Regions from separate parts of the Mus musculus genome. Here region 2 is linked to region 1. Evidence: chromatin loops called from intact Hi-C (ENCODE). Cell type or tissue: left cerebral cortex. All regions are shown on one strand. Each heading gives the region's core, and the rest is flanking DNA. Links, peaks and the distances in the headings are about the cores only.

Region 1 (8,359 bases), core at 42-8,041:
GATGCACTTTCCTAGCAACTTATTAATCCTGGGGACAGGGCCCCAACACCCCAAGCTTGCTTTCTATCAGGTCCCATCTCTGAAAAGCTCCATTCCTATATAGCTGCATGCTGGGGAACCAAGACTTCAGCATATGCAACTTTGCAGATCCACCCACCCCATATCTGAACTGTGGCAGTAACAACAGTGTTTCACAAAATATTACAGAAAGCAGGGCGTCTCCAGAATCAAGGGAAGATCAGAGATGGAATTGCATGCCATAGCTGTGCATGGAAGGGAACAGGGGAGCTGAGAACTGGATCTGGATGTCTATTTGGTTTCTCTTTTCATTCCTAATCACTTTGCAACACACATGAAGCCATGTAAGGAATCATGGTGGAGCAGAGATTCCTGTCACCCGACTTCCAAATCTCAAGGCAAGCGAGTGGGCTTTCTCTTGAGTATTTTCTTTCCTTATCCCAGAGCTGAGGATTGAGCTCATGGCCTCGTGTATGCTCAACCCATCCTCTGGACTACACCCTATACCTCGGGGGAATTCCAGACTATTTCCACATCAGCATATATCGGTTTCTCCTGTGGAAGGAGGCAAGTTCTCTTGTGCAAGCTTCCACCCTCCTGTGATGGTTCTTTGCTGCCATGGCCCAATAGCTCAGTAGGGCATCTGGCATGGCATCAGGACGTGGCAACTTGGTGTGGGTACAAGTCTATTCAGACTTACTGTCCCTTCCACTTTCTTGTTTGCTCCTCACTTGAAGCAATCAACTTTCACCAGGTAAACAAAAAGCTGGCCAAAAGAAGGTAATAGAGGAAATAAATCTTGCTAATGGTCTGCAAGACTCCAGTCCATCATGGTGGGAGTGGCGTGGCAAAGAAGCTCACAAGAAGCAGATAGAGGAAGAGGAGAACAAGAGGCCAGAGCAAAATACAGCTCTAATGCACACCCCAGTGATTCCTTTCAATGTGGCTTGATCTAGTTGACATTCCCGGGCCTCTTTTTAACCATCATGTTATGAATCCAACAAAAGATTCATCTGCAGGCAGGTCCAAGCTGTCAGAATCCAATCACCAAGCTGGGGACCAAGGCCCCAGAGCATTTGGTTCCACTATCCCACCATCTTAGTTCCCCTGTATTTTCAAAGAAATTTTGAATCAGAAACTGGTAAACAAAACACATTTGTTTACAGTTTGTCTCGGGAAAGAATTACTCCTCGTTAATCTCCACCCTCTGTCATGATATAACTATCTTATGGAACGGATGGAAAAAGAGCCCAGAAGTACCATCAGAACTCTGATGTCTTCTCCTGCAGGGCCAGGCTTCAGCCTTTTCCTCTTTCAGCATTAAAATTTCCCTAGGAAATTTTAATTCTTAGGGGCTATTGTTTTTAGCATCCTTGATTTAACTGTGAAGGACATTCAGATCTAAACCTGAAAACTATGGCACTAAGACATGCCTAGCCACCTCACACGTGTCCATGTTCTCTTAGGCTTCAGTCACATGCTCTTTTGGCTGTCTATGTGTTACGGCCTGGCTCAAGCCCTTCCTGTTGGGTCGCCTATTGTACTGCTCAATCCCCTTCTCACAGTCCTGTGAAAGGGTAGCTAACAGTTCCTTTACACATTCTTTTATAGAATGTAGATTTACCATGGAGTGATTGCACAGACAGGGCCCTAATCCTGGACTCCAATTTGGCCATTTACAAGGTGACTTCTGTGAGATGCTTGCCATCATTCTTTCTTAGTTCCTGCATCTGCAGAATGAATTTAATAATAGGCTTATAGACATGATAAGGCAATGCATACAGTAATGGACAATACAATACATAATAACGATAACTGATATTCCTGTTACATAGCAGGGCTCACATTAACTAATACAAATGGCATGGTGCTCATGGAAGTGTCTATTCCAAGGGCTTTACATACTGAATTCATTTACTCCTCCTTGGGACCCCAGAAGGCAGCGATTGCTATCATTCCTTTTATGGATAAATAGTCAGAGAGAGAGGTTAGGTGTTTTTGTTTCCCCCCTTTGACATTACAGTTTAGAAGTGATGAACTGAGATGTGAGTCTTGCAGTTTGTCATCTGTCCATGCCCTTCACATGATAGTGTTGCCTAGTTCTGACTCAGCATGAATGCGGGTCTGAACCAAGAGCCTTGGGGCCAATCTATAGAATTGTGCTAGATGAGTGTTAAAAGGTTTGAGTTAACTTTGCGGTTGCTTCTAGTCCCTTCATTTCACATGTGGGACAGAACACAGAGAAAGAGGACCTCATGCCAATTCCACAAATATTCCAGTTTGTTCCCCAAAAGCTACCTCACGGAGAGGTAGGTAGCTCCTGCTACCCAGACAAAAACTGAACAAGGGTCAGCTTTGCCGTGAGGTAGAATTAACTATGAAAGCAAGCCTGGCATGCACTTCTGCCTCTGCCTAATGAGCTCCACAGGAAGCCAGGTCGGCTGCAAGGACAGCAGGTGTCCCACATGTCCACAGGCCACTTCACTGAGGTGGGCACAGCTCCAGTCTCATGCTTCTGGGCCTGGAAGGCAGGTGGTGGCCGGCACAGCAGGAACCTAGACCACTAGGGGGCGCCTGGACATCGGTTCCCAGGCTGCAGTGCTCTCAGGGCCTGAGCATCACCATGTTCTATGCTCCGGATCACAAGGCTCGAATCGGTCAGAGACTCAGCAAGTTAAGAGCTCTGAGAACTACCTCAGTTTCCCCATTCCCAGAAGCTCACCTCACAGTTCCTTCCTGTCAGCCTTGAGTGTGGAACAGGTGTGTGGAGGATGGTCAGCTCTCTTGGGATCCCATGTGGTTGTAGTTGTCTCTGTGTGTACGCGTGTGTATGTGTTTATTGGCTGTTCTAGGGATTGAACCCAGGGGCTCAGGCAGGCTAGATAAGCATGCTGCCTTCTAGATACCTCCCACTCTTTTTTCTTCTATATTTAATTTTTCAAAATTTTCTATGTTTTGAGACAAGGCTGCTTAGTTTGAACTCTCTTTGTGACCCAGCAGACCCTGAACTGTGGTTCTCCTGTTTCAGTCTACTACACTACACTACACTACACTATACTGAGGCATCTTACACTTTTCCCAGTTAACTCCTTATCACCTAAAAAAAAAAGTCTTATGTGACCTCAGGCATATAGTTATACAAAATACATATTAGAAGCAAAGCATTTACTGATTAAAAGCATCATCATAAGGAAATGCATTTTAAAGCAATTATTTGCTGTACATATAATTCTAACATTGATTAATAATTAAACAAATTTACATATTAATGAGATGTCTGTGCTTGTTTATTTTTGCACTATTTTTAAATTTAAGTTGGCGACTATTAGGTACTGCTGAACACACAGCTTATCATGGTTTAAGGCTTTAAAATCAGCAGCTGAGAACACCACTGTGAATAAGTCTGCAGTACAGAGTAGCAGCAGGTGTTTCAGGTCATTTTCGAAGTTGTTGGAAATTCTGCCCTAACCCTAAGACAAAGGAAGGAAGGAGGGAAGGAAGGAAGGAAGGGAGGAAGGAAGGAAGGAAGGAAGGAAGGAAGGAAGGAAGGAAGGAAGAAACTGAAACCAGCAATTCAAACAATAGTTTTAAAAATCAAGCTTTCTAGTAGAATCCAAACCACAGGGAAACCCATTTGATACTTCCATGCAGGGGAACTATGGGAGAAAATACTAAGTCTTTGCTTTCTCTCCTCTAATGAAACCATGTATTTCTATAAGAGCACAAAACCTTTTATGTACAATAAAATCCCCAGTTTATAACAAGCAAGGTCTGGAATCAGAGCCCGGGTGTTTGAGCTGCATTGCCGGTGCTGCACCGAATGCCGCTATGTGTAAGATGAACAATTGTACTCAGAACCGGGGCTGGATGCAGTCAAATCCCAGGATGTAGCGTGGGTGAGCACTTTCAGAGACACTTAATTTGACATTGTTGTGTGTTTAGAAACTTTTTCCTGTGGCAGAGTTTTTCTTGACTCTCAGTCAGTTACAAGAATGCCTTGTGGGAGGCTGTGTGCGGGGCGGGGGTGGGGGAGGATCACAGGCCTGGCCCTCGGTGGAACATAGTTTCAGAGCAGGAGGGTAGATCCCTAGTTGGTAACTTCTTGATTCTCTCATCTATTAGCGCATATGCTCTCCTATCAGCAGGGCAGCAGGTAAACACGAGGAACAGCCCAGAGAGGAGAGAACTGGGGCGGGTGAGGACACGGGACACAAGCTCCACACTAAGCTGAGCTCAGAACTAGAGTGAGGCAGGAGCAGCCCCACGTTTGTCCCAGACTGACTGAGCGGTCCTACGCTCAAGCACTCTGCCTCTTTTCATTGGTCTGAACTGCCACCCTGGCAGTAGCCTGTAGTGAATGAAAGGCCGTAGCTTCTTGCTGTTGCTGAATTTCAACTCCTCGCTCACTCCCCTCCATCTCTGCTCTCCTAATTGTGGATCTTCTTGCTCATACCGATTAAGACACTGATTGCTATGTAATAATACAGCTTCCTAATTAGCAATCGTCAGAATCAAAGTAGCTAACAATCAGTCAGAAGGCTCTGTGTATCCAAGGCGCTTTCACATGCTCTGCAAGTGTTGGCTCATTTAATCCTCTCAGCCACATAATGAGGAAAGGACCTCTCTGCAAAGCAGACTTGGTAGCTAAGGCTCTGAGGTTAAGTAGGCGATTTCATGTGATGTGCATTCCGCATGCTGGACAGAGAGTCTGCTCTTGGGAGTGTTTGTTTACAGTTGAATAGACTGTTGCCTTTCTGACTAGAGTTTTGGTGTCCTCAGTACTGGCTTTTTATAACCTGAAAGACTGCATTCACTCGTATCTTATTCTGATCGGGTTCTGGTTGGATGGCTAGGAATTTCAGGAAGAGTAACAACATCTTGCTCACTGTATATTCCTACAGCTCTAGGTTCAGGTATGCACTCATATTCATTGTGTTAGACTCCTCGAATCTATGTGAGCCTTCTATCACTGTGGGACATGGTGAAGTTTCTGTTCTAGAACAGTCAGGTAGCCATGACCTGTCTATCACTGGCACTACAACAGGTAGATGACCATAATCTGTCCATCACTGGCCAGCAGCTTGCTATTACCTGTCTGGCCTGCAGATGGCTATGACCTGTCTATCACTGGCCTGCAGGTGGCCATGACCTTTCCATCACTGGCCTGCAGGTAAATATGACCTCCTCATTGTTGGCCTGCAGATGCCCATGATCTGTCCATCACTGGCTGGCCTTCCTCCAAGACTCCTCATTCCTTCATTCAGATTTGGCTTTTGGGGTTTGGTTATGTCAATCATGACAGGCATATGTGTTTTAAAGTTACACCTTTTAGATTCATGTGAACAGGAAGGGCTAGAGAAACAACCCTTTACTCCTATTGCTGGCTTTCAATTTCAAGAGTAAACGAAATCCCATTATTCTGCATCAAACCATTTAATTTATCATTTTTAGATGATTTTCTTCACCACATGCTTTCTCTAAGCTTAATATGCTTTTCTGTAAAAGCACAATTAGTTAATTTGCATGTGAATGTATGTGTACATGAGTGATTGGCTATGTACTTGTGCAAAGACCAGAAGAGAAGGAAGGCTGAGTGAGTGTTCTCTTCTATACTCTGAGGCCTATTCCTTTGAGGCAAGGTTTCTTCCTGAACCCTGGCTGTATTTTCTCAGTTAGTGTGGAAGCTGGCTCGTCCCAGAGACCATCTTTCTCTGTTTCCTTCTGAGCTGGGGTCACGGGTGTGTGCAGGATATTTGGATTATTATGTGGGTGCTGGGATATGAACTTTAGTCCTTGGTTTTTATGACTGCACAGCAATTGCTCTTAACTATGGAGCCAGATGCCCAGTGCCTATCCCCCTGCCCTGTCTAGTGTCCTTCCTGGACAGTAAAAAGCCTTCACTTCATTCTCTTACCACCAGTTATTTACTGTTGGCTTTTTTTGAGACAGGGTTTCTATGTGTATCCCTGGCTGTCCTGGAACTTTCTCTGTAAACCAGGAATCCTTTCTCAAACTCAGAGATCCTCCTGCCTCTGCCTCCCGAGCGCTGGGATCAAAGGTGTGCGCCACCATGCCTGGTCAACAATCATTTTTTTTTTTTGGTTGAAAATAGATACTTTTTTCATACAATAAATTCTGATTATGGTTTTCTCTTCCTTGACTTTTCTCATATCTTCCTCACCTCTCCAACCACCCGAATCTACATCCTTTCTTGCTCTTTCTCAGAAACAAAAACCAAACCAAACCAAAACCAAACCAAAACCGAACAGGAATCTTAAAACAACAACTACAACAAAACAGAAACAAACCTTAATAATAAGACAAAGCAAACAAATGATTGGAAAAGCAAGAGCCAAAGACAAAGAACAAGAAATACATATAGACACAGAGACACACAGATTGGCACACATAGAAATACCCTAAAAACACAAAATTGGAAACCATGGTATATAAACAGACTTGTTGGCAAGGCCAAAAAAAAAAAAAAAAAAAAAGGGCGACATGTGACAAAACCTCTAAAAATAAATCTGAGTCCATCTTGTGCTTTGCATGGGGCCTGGCCTTAAGAGTGGTTTGTTTACCCAGTCAGACTTCTTTAGAGAAAACTAATTTTCCACTTGCTAATGGTTATCAGTTGGAATTAGTTTCTGGCCAACCACCAATTCTTAACTCTGATAAACACAATTCCTATCCAAATATGAATTACGGACTGAGAACTACAGACCAAATGCTAGGTTTCAGGAACCTGCAGGATGCAGTGACCTTTCCTGAAGAAGCGGAGAGGCTGGAGATCCTAGCTTCCTAGAATAGGATAGACTCTAGGAAAAGAAGACTCTAGAGAAAGGAAGTCCAATTGTATCTGGAACAATCTGGACATGCAAGCAAGGACCCCAACACTCAGGTTGACTCAGAGCCAGAATTGCTTTTTGTGTGAGGCAAGTTGAGCCACTGTGTGGGTGGATTCTGTCTATGTTTGTTGGAGATATTCATGAAATGGTCCATCTCCTTCTACTAATATGTTCAACACATTGAAAACGCCTTTCTGATTCCTGAATAGAAAAGCAATGGCTTGTGCTGTAAGATTGGGAATCGATAAATGGGACCTCATAAAGTTGCAAAGCTTCTGCAAGGCAAAAGACACCGTCAATAAGACAAAAAGACCACCAACAGATTGGGAAAGGATCTTTACCTATCCTAAATCAGATAGGGGACTAATATCCAACATATATAAAGAACTCAAGAAGGTGGACTCCAGAAAATCAAATAACCCCATTAAAAAATGGGACCCAGAGCTGAACAAAGAATTCTTACCTGAGGAATAACGAATGGCAGAGAAGCACCTGAAAAAATGTTCAACATCCTTAATCATCAGGGAAATGCAAATCAAAACAACCCTGAGATTCTACTTCACACCAGTCAGAATGGCTAAGATCAAAAAATTCAGGTGACAGCAGATGCTGGCAAGGATGTGGAGAAAGAGGAACACTCCTCCATTGTTGGTGGGATTGCAAGCTTGTACAACCACTCTGGAAAGCAGTCTGGAGGTTCCTCAGAAAATTGGACATAGTACTACCGGAGGATCCAGCAATACCTCTCCTGGGCATATATCCAGAAGATGTTCCAACCGGTAAGAAGGACACATGCTCCACTATGTTCATAGCAGCCTTATTTATAATAGCCAAAAGCTGGAAAGAACCCAGATGTCCCTCAACAGAGGAATGGATACAGAAAATGTGGTACATTTACACAATGGAGTACTACTCAGCTATTAAAAAGAATGAATTTATGAAATTCCTAGGCAAATGGATGGACCTGGAGGGCATCATCCTGAGTGAGTTAACCCAATCACAAAGGAACTCACACAATATGTACTCACTGATAAGTGGATATTAGCCCAGAAACTTAGGATACCCAAGATATAAGATACAATTTGCTAAACGCATGAAACTCAAGAAGAATGAAGACCAAAGTGTGGACACTTTGCCCCTTCTTAGAATTGGGAACAAAACACCCATGGAAGGAGTTACAGAGACAAAGTTTGGAGCTGAGACGAAAGGATGGACCATCTAGAGACTGCCATATCCGGGGATCCATCCCATAATCAGCTTCCAAACGCTGACACCATTGCATACACTAACAAGAGTTTGCTGAAAGGACCCAGATATAGCTGTCTCTTGTGAGACTATGTCAGTGCCTAGCAAACACAGAAGTAGATGCTCACAGTCAGCTATTGGATGGATCACAGGGCCCCCAGTGGAGGAGCTAGAGAAAGTACCCAAAGAGCTAAAGGGATCTGCAACCTTATAGGTGGAACAACATTATGAACTAACCAGTACCCCGG
Region 2 (8,359 bases), core at 301-8,300, 650 kb after region 1:
CATTTTCTTTATCCATTCTCCTGTTGAGGGACATCTAGATGGTTTCCAATTTTCGGCTCTTATGAAGAAAGTTATAATGAACATGGTTGATCAAGCATTCTGTGGTAGGTTGAAGAGTCCTTTTGGTATATGCTTAAGAGTAGTATACTTGGATCTTGAGGTAGATCAATTCCCAATTTTCTGAAGAATCACCCTATTGACTTTGATAGTGGCTGTACACATTTGCATTCCCACCAGCAAAGGAAGATTGTTCCCCTTATTCTGCATCCTTAACTGCATGTCACTTGTGTTATTGAGCTTAGCCATTCTGACAGGTGTAAGATAAAATCTTGAAGGACATTTGATTTTGAAGAGTAGATTACATTTTCATAATGGCTAAGAATGTTGAACATTTCTTTAAGTAGTTCCCAGCCATTTGAGTTCCTTCTATGGCTCGTCCTAGTGTTGAGAAATAGAATAGATGTTGGAGGTGGACTGGGGCAGGTGGGGACAGAAAGGGATGATCAGATGTGGACAGGGAGGAAAGACTGGGTTTCGGGAGAGGATTCAGGGAGAGACAGATGCTATTGAGGGGCATCTGAGAGACAATATGGAAACCTAATGCAATGTAAATTTCCTAAAACATTTGAAGGCAGTCCTAATAAGATCTCCTAATAATGAGGAATGCAGAGTCCCAACTGTCTAACTCTTGTCACCACATGAGGTTTCCAGTAGTATTCAATTGATTTTTTTGGGGGGGAGGGGCAGGGGAAATCTCCAAACAAACTAGACTGTTGTTAAGATAATGAGTTGCTCTCTGAAAACTGACACTGAGGCCTCATTACTGAGGACAGCACATACAGAACTCATTGAACATTGAATGTGGAGAAGTTGAGCTAGTGCCTACATGGAGCTTCACCCCCACATTCTAGTCAGTGTCTTTGGTGCAAGAAGGTACTCTGCAGGCTACCAAAGGAGAAACATGAACACCAACCCAGATACGAAACCTTTGACCTACAACCTGTTCTGCCTTATAGATGGGCTAGAGTAACAGTGGTACAGACTTGTGGGAAGAGCCAAACAATGTCTGACTGACTTATGGCCCAGTCCACAAGATGGAATCCATACCCAACACTGCGTGGCTGACCAAGAGCCAGAGACTAGATAGACCAGAGACCTAGGGTAAAACCAAACACTATTGGTCTAAAGAAAAACTATTAATAAAATGACTCCTAAGAATATTCCCATATACTCACAGAGCAGTGCCGTATTCAGTCATCATAACGCTAAAGGGATCCACAACCCTATAGATGGAACAACATTATGAACTAACCAGTACCCCAGAGCTCTTGACTCTAGCTGCGTATGTATCAAAAGATGGCCTAGATCACTGGAAAGAGAGGCCCATTGGACTTGCAAACTTTATATGCCCCAGTACAGGGGAACGCCAGGGCCAAAAAGTGGGAGTGGGTGGGTAGAGGAGTAAGAGGGAGGGTATGGGAGACTTTTGGGATAGCATTGGAAACATAAATGAGGAAAATACCTAATAAAAAATATTTTTTTTAAAAAAAGAAGAAGCTTCCTTCTGCAAGAGACAGGAAAAAACAAGACACATCATCAGACATTATGCAGAAAGAAAGAGAGTTCTTGGAATGCACAGCTCTAAATGGCATGTCTCCATCAAATCTCTCTCCCCCAAGCTCAGGAACACTATGTAAGAGGATCTGCAGAGTATAGGGATGGAGAACAAGTTCCTCTGAATCAATGAAGCAGGCTCATAGGAACTCACAGAGTCTGAAGCAGCAGGCACAGGCCCTGCACTGGTCTGCACCAGGTCCTCTGCATATATATTGTAGCTTTCAGCTTAGTATTTTTATGGGACTCCTGAGTGTAGGAATAGGTGGGTCTCTGACTCTCATTCCTGCACTTGGGAAATTTTACTTCTGTTGGGTTTGCTTGTCCAACTTTGATATGATTTTTCTTTTCTCATGGTATATCATATGAGAAATGGATGTATTTTCAATAAAAAGAAAAATGTAAAACTAAGTCAAGTAAAAAGGAAGCCTCTTTGAAGACTTATTTACTTATTTACTTACATATTTGTGTGTTTGTGGTTGTCTTTAGGTGTGTCTTTGTGCGGTATTCATGGAGGGCCTGTGAAGACTACAAAAAGACATCAGATCTCTTGGAACTGGAGTTACAGTGATTGTGAGCCCCCATGTGGCTGCTGGGAATTGAACGGAGTCCTCTCCAAGAGCTGCCATGTTCTTAGCCACTGAGGCATCTCTCTAGCCTTCAAATAAGAGAAATGTTGTATACATAAAATCAACAATCATCCCAGGTCTTCCAGAGTATTGTGTTTGCTCCTCTGTCTTAAGCATTCATCAGTTTCAAGGGTTGTTTTTCAAACTGCTTAAAAAGAACAAGAAATAACAAAGAATACCCTACCTCTGAATCCCCTGGTTCCTGTATTTCCTAGATTCAACCAATCACAAGAAAACAAGTATCCAAGAAGAACAGGTTGTACCGTGTGACACACCTGTGCAGGATGTGGACAGATCGATTTCTTAATGCTATTTCCTAAAAAGAAATAACATATAACAACTGTTTACATTACAGTGAGTTATTGATCATGAGGTATAAAGAAATGTCTATTCATCCCAGCCAAGTTTCCAGACCAAAAAAAGGATTGCATCCAAGTCTAAACACCTGAACCAGTCAATTTAGTATAGAAACTTTAGTGTTACTTATAGGGGAATGGATGATCCCAATGTCCCACATCAGCATGGATCATGACTTATGAAAGCCACCTCACTGAGTCACATTCCCACTCAGTTTTCTTCTTTTTATACCCATAACACCTGCAACTGGGAGGGAGCTAACAGGAGTGGGAGTTGAATTCAGTCGAGAGTCCCACCTCTCTAAGACATGATACTAATACCTTCTTTATGATTCCTACAGGCTCAACTATAGCTTTATCACATTTGCATAGTTTGTTGCCATTGTTATTAGGTCAAAGAACCATGCTTCCTTATATCTGTGGGTTGGTCATACCCAGGGAATAGTCTTTATTATATCAACTTAATGTTGGCCTCTCATAGATATTATAAGTAATCTAGAGGTGACTTAAGGTAGGATGTTATACATAGATTATATTAAAGTAGTACATCCCTTTTGTAAAGGACTTGAACATCTTCAGGTATGGGTAGCTGCAAGGTTGAGAGGGTATAGAACCAGTCTTCCAGGGACACTAAGAGATGTCTATGTATTTTGGACCACCTGTGATGATTTAAGTGTCTATTCAATACCTGTGAGAGAACCAGTTGTTGATGCCTACAAGAAACTTCAATTTAGGTGTGTGTGGAAAAGCTGAGGGGAAAGGGTCTTCCAAATTCCATTCTAGATTCATCGTTCTTCTGATCACATATTTTATAACAGATATAAGTACATCTTTTTGGTCTTGCAGGAACAAACATTAACATTAACAAAGCATACTTTAAAAAAAAAGAACTCTTCACAGTTAGCCTTTAAAGAGAATAATAGTGTATAATTGCCACATTGCAGTGTTAGCATTTCTAACAACTTAAGAACTCAAGGTGGCCTCAAGGACTCCCACAATTCAGAGATAGTCAGAGCTTAAAGGGTGCTAGAACATTTAACATGTGGAAATATCCCTGTAAGTCTAGTTTGAAGGTCTGCTACTCTGAACATTTAATATCTTATTTCTTAAGGGTATAACATTTTAAAACCAGATTTGGAACAAAGATCTCATTAAACATTATCTGGTTAACATTCTCAAAGCAAATCAAATAAAGTGGAAAATGTCTGGGGATGTATAGACATTTCCTGGAACTGGGAGGACACCTGGTGGCCAATACTATTAAATACTTTTAAAAGAGTTTTTTTTTTTTTTTTTTTTCTTTTTAGCTTGATTCAGTAAATACAGTTACTGATTACATTGTAACTACCTGGTCTATAAGCAGTGATTATAAAGCAACGTAAAGCATTAACTTTGTTTAGAGATGCTATCAGAACAGGAAAAAAACTGGGAGCTAGTTAGCACAGTCAGATTATACTCAAGAAATCCAGGTGCTGTTAAAATAAAATAAAATAAAACCCAAGAAATAAAAGTGTAAGTGGAAAGGCTGGGGACACAGCTCAATGACATGCCCGAGGCCAAGAGGTCCATCCCAAGTGCCAGCAGGGGAAGACAGACAGACAGAAAGACAGTCAGACAGTGGGAGTGGTGCCAGAGCACTGCCCACCCCACATTCTTTAGTATCACAGCCAAGTCTTCCTTAGGAGAGTATCTGCCTGCATTTTTCATACAGCTCAGGGTAGATTTGGATCCAAATATCTCTCAACTTCACTTCTGTCATGGGAGGTGAATATGAATTAGGTCAAGACACTTTGGGAGTAGAACTTCCTCTTATCTATTGGATGAGAAACAATCTCCTTCTGCAGGTTGCTCCTCAGCCTGGAGCTGTAGGCTGTAAAAATCCAAGGAAAAGAGTGCTTAGAAGAAGCTGACAGTAAGGAACGGTAATATCTTACCACAGGATTTGAGCATCTGGACCTACTCATACTACCTCTGGAAATCCAGTAGAGTCAGTACTGCAGAAAAAGTGAGTGAATTAATAAAAAGCAAAAGCAAAAGAGAAACCATCAGGTAATGGGAAACAGTTTACAACTTTCATATGTAAACATATACATATATGTGTGTGTGTGTGTGTGTGTGTGTGTGTGTGTGCGTGTGTGTAATAAAATTACTTAAAGATAGTTATAAAACTGACAAATAAATTATGCAATATTTTTCTCAAGTATGAAAGGGGCCCGTTGTCAAGCTCTGGGCTTCTTCTTCAGTCCGGAGGACCTTGTGGAAACCCAAGAGCATCTTGCTTTCCCATGGAAACCTTTGGGTCCCCAAAACTAACTAGCTTGAAACCCTACCCCACCAATTCCATCCCAGTCTGATCTTCTCGCCATCCTAATTGAGTCTGCCTAGGGCACAGCCTGCAAAGGTGAGTTGTGCTTGATCCTCTAAGCTCCATTGTCTAACTCTGCTCTTGCTCTTCAATCCTGAGAAGTCTTGCAGAACCCCAAGAACGTCCTGCTTCCCTGTCTTAGGAGGCCCTAAGACTAAACAGTTTGGAATTCTGCTCCAACAATTCCTTTCCACTCCAGTCTGCCAGCAACACAGCCTGCAGACATGAGTTGCCAGGCATTCCATGAGCTCCATTGTCTAACTCTGGCCTCATTGTTTTGGTCCTGAGGACCCTAGCAAGACCCCAAGAGCCTCCTACTACTCCAAGAGGCCTGAGAAGACCCTGAAGATTTAACAGCTTGGAACATTGTTCTACCAATCCCTTGTCAGTGGAGTCTGCTTGAGGCACAGACAGCAGAGTCTTCTGACCTCCATTGTCTGGCTCAGGGCTCCTTTCTCCTTCCTGAAAAGTTCTGCTCCTATCAGGATTATCCAGCCAACACCAGGGAAAACCAGGTGCCTAAAGAACAGCCTAAGAACAAAATCAACAAGACCGAGAGCAATATGGTACATCCAGAGCCCAGCTATCCTGCTAAAACAAATCTTGGATATCCTAATGAAATTGAAGCACAAGAAGAGGACTTTAAATTTAATCTTACAAAGATGATAGAGCTTTAAAGGGAACATGAATAAATCTCTTAAGGAAATACAGGAAAAAACATTCAAACAGGTAGAAGCATTAAAAGAAGAATCAAATAAATATAAAGAAATACAGGAGACTACAATCAAACCGGTGAAGGATATTAATAAAACTGTCTAAGACCTGAAAATGAAAAAGAAGCAATAAAGAAAACATGACATTGATGCAATCTTGGAAATAGAAAACTTTAGAAAGAGAAGAGAAACTACAGATATAAGAATGACCAACAAAATACAGGAGATGGATGACAGAATCTCAGGCATAAAAGATAAGATAAAGGAAATCAATAGATCTTGGGCACAAACTTGGTGGAGGGTCCCAAGGTCCCCAGAAGACTCTCAACACTGTAGGTGCCCTAGCACACCCAGGATCTTGAGATAACTGGTGAGTAGAATGCAACATCTGTTCCAAAAAACACAGAGGGTCTTGTGCCAGCAGGAACAGGGACAAAGGAATCCCACCCAACCAGCTGCTGGGGTTTGTTCCAGTCAGCGCCAGCTCTGTGCCATCTTGGGTGCAAACTGGGCAGGTCCTAGCACACAAAGGATCATGAGATCACTGAGACCAGTCTACTCAGGAGAGCATGGGGGCAGCAGAAGCAACAGAGCTCCTTGGACAGGATCACTTTGGGCCTTTATCCTCAGCCAGGAGGCAGAGCTGAGACCCAGACTCCTGGGCACCTTCCCTGCCAGAGGAGAGTCAGCCTACAGGGAGGGCTCTGACCTCAGGACTCAGGAGGTGGATCTGAGCTCCAGACCTCTGTGCACCTTCCCTGCAAGAGAAGAGCTTGCCTGTAGAGAGTGCTCTAACCACTGGGACTCAGGAAAGAGTTGGACTCCCAGGAGGGCTGACAAAGGCTAGAGAATCACAGGAGGAACAAGCTCCAGCCAGAGAAAGTTAGAACATTAACGCAAGAGATTACCAGATGGTGAAAGGCAAATGAAAGAATCTTATTAACAGAAACCAAGACCACTTGGCATTATCAAAACCCAGTATGCCCACCACAGCGAGTTCTGGATACCCTAACACACCCAAAAAGCAAGATTCAGATTTAAAATCATATCTTATGATGCTGGTAGAGGAATTTAAGAAGGGCAATAATAACTCACTTAAAGAAATACAGGAGAACACTGCTAAACAGGTAGAAGTCCTTAAAGAATTACAGGAAAACACTGCTAAACATGTAGAAGTCCTTAAAGAGGAAACACCAAAAAAATCCCTTAAAGAATTACAGAAAAACGCAACCAAACAGGTCATGGAATTGAACAAAACCATCCAAGATCTAAAAATGGAAGTAGAACCAATGAAGAAAACCCAAAGGGAGACAACTCTGGAGATAGAAACCCTAGGAAAGAAATCAGGAACCATAGATGCAAGCATCAGCAACAGAATACAAGAGATGGAAGAGAGAATCTCAGATGCAGATTTCATAGAGAACATGGACACAACAATCAAAGAAAATGCAAAATGCAAAATGATCCTAACCCAAAACATCTAGGAAATCCAGTACACAATAAGAAGACCAAACCAGCATTCTGGTCAGGGTCACCCCCACCATCTTCCTTCTGAGCCCACCGGAGGCTGCTGAGGGCTCCAGAGTGCTTTCCACTCTGCAGGACCCCGAGATCACAGGTGAGTGGAACACATCATCAGCTACAAAGAATCGAGCAGGGTCTTGTGCCAGCAGGAAAAGGGACAACGGAACCCACCTGACCAGAGGCTGGGATCCATTCAGGTAGGGGCCAGCTCCGCCATCTTCTCCATGAACCAGGCTGAGGGCATCTAGGGCACCAGAGGGCTCTACACGCCACAGGACCTCTAGCACACCCAGGACCTCCTGATGATCTGAGAGCATGTGGGCAATAGGAGCAACAGAGCTTCTTGGTCAGGGTCCCCTCAGGCCTTTATCCTCAGACCCAGACCCCTGGGCACATTCCTTGCCAGAGGAGAGTCAGCCTACAGGGAGGGTTCTGACCACAGAACTCAAGAGGTGGATCAGAGCCCCAGACTGCTGGACACCTGCCCTGCAAGAGGAGAGCTTGCCTGTAGAGAGTGCTCTGACCACTGGAACTCAGGTGAGAGTTGGACTCCCAAGAGTGCTGACAGAGGCTAACAGAATCACAGGAGGATCAAGCTCCAATGAGAGAAAGCTTGATCATTAACACCAGAGATTTCCAGATGGCAAAAGGCAAACATAAGAATCTTACTAACAGAAACCAAGAATACTGGGCATCATTAGAACCCAGTACACCTACCACACCGAGTCCTGGTAAGCCTAGCACACCCGAAAAGCAAGACACGGATTTAAAAATCATATCTCATGATGGTGGTAGAAGATTTAAAGAAGGTCATTAATAACTCATGTAAAGAAATACAGGAGAAGAGTGATAAAGAGGTAGAAGCCCTTAAAGAGGAAGAACAAAAATCCCTCAAGGAATTACATGAGAATACTGTTAAACAAGTAGAAGCCCTTAAAGAGGAAACACAAAAATCCCTCAAGTAATTACAGGAGAACACTGTGAAACAGGTAGAAATCCTTAAAGAACTACAGGCAAACACTGCTAAACAGGTAGAAGAAACACAAAAATCCCTTAAAGAATTACAGGAAAACACAACCAAATAGGCAATGGAATTGAACAAAACCATCCAAGATCTAAAAATGGAAGAAGAACCAATGAAGAAAACCCAAAGGGAGA

The links. Hi-C counts contacts between places; a loop is a spot of excess contacts. Peaks named below come from ENCODE experiments on the same cell type or tissue, not always from the same donor. Only the 100,000 strongest peaks of a DNase experiment are listed, where the experiment ranks them.
Region 2: a loop joins it to region 1, with 15 times the contacts of the local background. A loop is called at or near these places in 25 of 42 quality-filtered maps.

The regions. Positions count from the first base shown.
Region 1 is chr2:21,278,408-21,286,766 of GRCm38, forward strand. No RefSeq gene overlaps it. Among named protein-coding and RNA genes, the nearest start is that of Gm52501, 54 kb to the left of the region's middle. In left cerebral cortex, for the core only: a CTCF peak has its summit at 2,580 (motif pointing right); DNase peaks (open chromatin) are centred at 2,588 and 4,515; H3K4me3 peaks cover 256 bases.
Region 2 is chr2:21,924,010-21,932,368 of GRCm38, forward strand. It overlaps Gm39767 (a long non-coding RNA gene), which reads right to left. Exons shown (of 6, transcript XR_866004.1): 3 at 2,428-2,559. Among named protein-coding and RNA genes, the nearest start is that of Gm39767, 36 kb to the right of the region's middle. In left cerebral cortex, for the core only: CTCF peaks have their summits at 2,210 and 3,835 (motif pointing left); a DNase peak (open chromatin) is centred at 3,793.